Regions from separate parts of the Homo sapiens genome. Here region 2 is linked to region 1. The links are chromatin loops, found by intact Hi-C in ENCODE. Cell type or tissue: chondrocyte. All regions are shown on one strand.

Region 1 (2,500 bases):
TACTGGTCAATTTGGTTCCTGGTGAGGCCTCTTCCTGCAGAAGCCATATCTCCTCATGATGTCCTCATAGGGTACAGAGCAAGCGCTCCTGAGGGGCATTCGTGCCACCACAAGGGGTCCACTCCCATGACCTGATACCTCCCACAGACCCACCTCCTAATACCATCACACGGGGTTGCAGGGACACAATTCAGTCGACAGCCCCGGCCTTGGGAAACATCATTGCTTTTCTCATCACTAGGACTGGGGCACAAGAGAGGAAGAGTGAAAGCTGATTGACCTCCGAGGTTTCTCTTCTATCTAAAAGTCTATTATTCTAAAAATAAATTTAACAACATCTTCTTACACAATCCCCTCAAATACAGCCATACGATGACACAGCACCTGCAACCAGGAACCCGGGAAGGGTCTCTCCAACTCTGCCTGCCTTTCCCCAGACCAGGGACCAGCAGCCGGGGTGCTACCTGTGGCTCACCAGAAACACAGACTCTCAGGTCCACCTTGCCTTGCTGAATCCAAATCTGCAGGTAACAAGGTCCCAAGGTGACTCCAGGCACACCGGAGTTAAGCAGCTGGAGTAAGTCTCTGGGATGCCCCTCCCCAGGTAGACTCCTGTCCTCAAGGTCCTTGGGGCTCCAGTCTGAGACTCTATTTCCTCAAAACTCTGTAGTGCCCCACAGGCATCTGGACAGTCCCACCTGTCTAGTTTGAGCATCTGTTAAATAACAGTGAATACACATCCATGGCCGGGTTCTGACTCCGTTTAATCACCTTAGATGGAGCTGGGAATGTTTACAGTGTTCATGGATAGCTGTGCCACTTAGACTTGACATGAAGTTAGACTGAAGGCTGTGCTTATGGGTGATTTCCATGGAAAGACGGCATCACTGTTAGGAGCACAGCTGGCTCTTAGGGCACACAATTCACAGGGCTGCGATTTTCACAACCACTTCCAGGAGCATAGCTTCATAACATCAGAAACATCTGCCGGCCCCTGTACACAGTACGCAAAGTAATACATTACTGCTTCATTCTGAGACGAAACACTTTGACCTTGTGCTTCTCCATCATAGTTTAAGAAGCTGCCCTAGTTTATGTTGATTTATTCTTAAACAGTTCTTAGCAAGGCAAGTAAACGTATAATTTTTCTTAATTTTCAAAGACAACGGAAACTTTCCCAAATAGCCTTTGCCACCTCATATCGCTGTCAACTGCTAGTTTTTGTTAATTTCACATCAATCATCGGCTATAAATATTTGTGCCATATCAGCAGGGGATTTATTAGTGAGCACGCTTTAGCAATGCATCTGCCCAAACACCAAGCATGAGGGACAGTTTGTTTACGCATCTCACTCCCTCCACCTGCTGGTGGCTGCTGGAAATGAGTCCCCCAAAAATCCAGCCTTCACTTTGTAGGAAGTGGCACTGACAAATCCACCTAGTACTGCTTTACTTAGCTGTAAGTAACAGCATAATTGAAAGTGCTATACGTGTTTATCAGAACAAAAACACAGGAGCAGGCACATTAAGGCAGCAGCAGGCCCAGGAGTGAGAGTAAGCTGAGTTCTGGACTTCAGCTACACTTCCTTCCTGAGAATGTATTTCAGTGCCCACTGGACCTATGTGCTTCTGGTCAGTTTCACGGTTTCCGGCCCCTCGAGGGTGTGCTCCCCAGGAAGGCTGCCTTTCTAAGAGTCAGCTCCCAATACTGGTGAGAAGCCCAGGAGCTGTTTCCAGGCATCAAGACCATGCTGGCCAGATCCCTTACAAACCTTCAGTTTTCCTCCCCTTCCCCTGGAGGCTGGGCTGCACTTACTCCTCTCCCAAGCCGTCTGAGTCAAGGCTGCCCCTTATTCTCTGAAACTCCCTTTCTGCAAAACACACTGGAGTTCTTCAGGTCTGCAACAGGCCCCTCTGGCGCCACACCCGCCTCACCTGGGTCATTCCGTCCACATGCCGGGAGGTGCCCTCTCCTCCTTGCCAGTGCCAGCCTGGTGCTCTGGTTCCAGCTACCTCCTCTAGATAGCAGCAGATGAAACTTTCTTTAAAAAATATGTTGATACTTTTACATCATAAAAAAAAAAAAAAAAAAAAAAACAGCAATCTGGGCCGGGCGCAGTGGCTCACGCCTGTAATCCCAGCACTCTGGGAGGCCGAGGCAGGTGGATCACTTGAGGCCAGGAGTCCAAGACCAGCCTGGTCAACATGGTGAGACCCCATCCCTACTAAAAATACAAAAAATTTAGCTGGGTGTGGTGGCATGCATCTGTAATCCCTGCTACTTGGGACGCCAAGGCAGAATTGCTTGAACCCGGAAGATGGAGGTTGCAGCGAGCCGAGATCACATCACTGCACACCAGCCTGGGTAACAGAGCAAGACTCCCTCTCAAAACAAACAGCAATCTGGAAAACTCCGCATCATATTGTCAATTCTTCTTTAAAATTGATAAATCTCATGAAATGCTGAACACAGTACCTGGCCCACAGAGATGCTCTACCC
Region 2 (2,500 bases), 1.0 Mb after region 1:
TTTTTGTTCATTCGATGCTATAAACCAACAGTGTTGTTATAATTCCATTTTTTCTTATTTGTTATAGAAATATTCTTTTGTAAAAATAAATTGGCTGGGCGCGGTGGCTCAGGCCTGTAATCCCAGCACTTTGGGAAGGCCGAGGCGGGGGAATCACCTGAAGTCAGGAGTTCCAGACCATCCTGGGCAACATGGTGAAACCCTGTCACTACTACAAATACAAAAATTAGCTGGGTGTGGTAGTGCGTGCCTGTAATCCTAGCTTCTTGGGAGGCTGAGGCAGGAGAATCACTTGAACCAGGGAGGCGGAGGTTGCAGTGAGCCGAGATCACACCATTGCACTCCAGCCTGGGCAACAAGAGTGAAACTCCGTCTCAAAAAATTAAATTAAATTAAATAAATAAATTGAGGCCTTTACCATTCATATTAGAAACAGGATATCCGATGATGACTTGTGCTTCTCTGTCAAACTCCACTAGCAGCCCAGTGGATTTCCTCTTGGCCTGTGGATTTTCTCTCTGTTTTTTAGGTTCCTGGTGGTAGGGGCACTCTTGTGAATTTCTCTCTCACTCTCTCCTTCTTTTCTGTTTTCTTTCTGTAATGTCATGGCCACTTTTAATGGGACGTTGTGGATGAGTTCCCAGGAACAGCTAGGATGTCAAAACATGACTTCAGGGGCAGAAGCTTGTTTTCAGTGAGATCATACAATTGTGATCTTCAAAGAGCGTCCTGAGTCCTGGGTGCTTCCTGGGAACACTGTTACAGGCACCATCTTTGGAGTCCGGAAGACTTACTTGCTTTATCAACTCGAACAAGTTACTCTCTGGGCCTCAGTTGCTTCTTCTGCAAAATAGTGACTCACGGAACCCTTGTGAGAAAGGTGTGATTATCCATCAAAAGTGTCTGTAAGGCACGCGCTGGAGGCTAGCAGACAGCAAGGACTTGCAAATGAACTTACCCAGCCTGTGGTCTACCACAAGATCGTTTGACCTGTGTGCATTCTCAATTCTCCCATGAGATCGCTGTAACGTTTATCTGTGGTGGGTGGGGGATGCCGAAGGAAGTTTCTGGACCCAATTTCTTCTTTCTCCCTAACCTTATGATGATGCTGTGGGCTCTGCGCTCCCTCTAGTGGTGAAACTGAACACCTTCGCTATGAGAGCAGCGTCGTTCGGGGCTGAGATGGTTGTGGTCACGATGTGGGTTCCTCTCTTTGTTCTCCTGCCCTGGCTAGGGATGCAGTTGGCACCTTCCACTCTTGGAGAGTCTGAAGAATGCAGAAAAACTTCGGAGAATGTTCTGATCGCGGAATTTGTTAGGACAGAGTCTTACAAGAACTAATTTGAGGATTTTACACATCTGCATGTATCTTTGACCTTAAAACTCTATTAATTTTTCATCGCCCTTTTCCACACTAATTATACTTATCTTTGCAAGGGTATTATACTTCCTTCCAACAGGATTTCTTACTCTCTCAAGTGATTTTGATAATCTTCATAATCCTGTTAAAAATAGCCATAATTCGTTCAAGTATATGAGAGTTGAGTACGAAATTAGTTTGGCTGGTTGACTCACTGCATTTTAAACCCAAGGATATGGGAAGAATGTCTTAATAGAGCCATTTAAATTTTCAAGATGTGAACTTGAACTTACCCTCTGAAGTTGGGGTCTAAGTTAGACAAAGAATTCTGCTTTGTGTGTGCCTGAGCACGTGTGTGTGTCTAATTTAAGCTTTCCAAAACCAGGATCGAATTCCTGTCGGTGTCATTAGGTTGTAGAACTTACGTTAAATGTTCCCTCTTTTTGTCTTAGTGACGTCTGTGATGACAAAATAATTAAGATTGTGTCTCTCTTCATGGAATCAACCTAGATGTCCATCAATGGTGGACTGAATAAGAAAATGTCATACATGTACACCATGGAATACTATGGAGCCATAAAAAAGAGTGAAATTATGTCCTTTGCAGCAACATAGATGTGGCTGCAGGCCATCATTCTAAATGAAGTAATGCAGAAACAAAAAGGCAAATGTCACATCTCACTTACAAGTGGGTGCTAAACCTTGGTACACGCAAATATAAAGATGAGAACAATAGGCACTGGGGACTCCAAAAGGAGAGAAGGAGGGAGAAAGGGAGGGAGTGGGGAGAAAGGGCTGAAGACTTTCTACTGGGTACTACCCTCACTATGTGGGTGATGGAATCAATAGAAGTCCAAACATCAGCATCACATGATATATCCTTGAAACAAACCTGCACGTGTAACCCCTGAATCTAAAATATAAAACAATTTAAAAACTCTGTGTCTTTAAATGTTTTCCACCTGCACCTGAAAGAAGAAGAACCTACGCAACTTTGAATCATACGAAGGAGTAATAGAATCTTAGAGTTGAGCCAGAGATCTCAGAGGTCCTCGTCCACACACCTCCTGATGGAGAGATTCCTTCCATAGCAACCCTGAGAGAGGGCGGACTGACCTCAGCCAAATCCATCAGAATGCT

What was found. A loop is a pair of places that touch in the nucleus more often than their neighbours do. Peaks named below come from ENCODE experiments on the same cell type or tissue, not always from the same donor. Only the 100,000 strongest peaks of a DNase experiment are listed, where the experiment ranks them.
Region 2: it touches region 1 in a loop (3-fold over the local background); 15 of 110 quality-filtered maps call a loop at or near these places.

Annotation. Positions count from the first base shown.
Region 1 is chr2:235,594,481-235,596,980 of GRCh38, reverse strand. The region is part of intron 1 of AGAP1 (ArfGAP with GTPase domain, ankyrin repeat and PH domain 1); the gene reads right to left. Among named protein-coding and RNA genes, the nearest start is that of TNRC17, 78 kb to the right of the region's middle. RefSeq lists enhancers at 1-203, 1,202-1,496. In chondrocyte, a CTCF peak has its summit at 1,378 (motif pointing left); no DNase peak of the experiment used is centred here.
Region 2 is chr2:234,549,344-234,551,843 of GRCh38, reverse strand. No RefSeq gene overlaps it. Among named protein-coding and RNA genes, the nearest start is that of ARL4C, 54 kb to the right of the region's middle. In chondrocyte, a CTCF peak has its summit at 1,124 (motif pointing left); no DNase peak of the experiment used is centred here.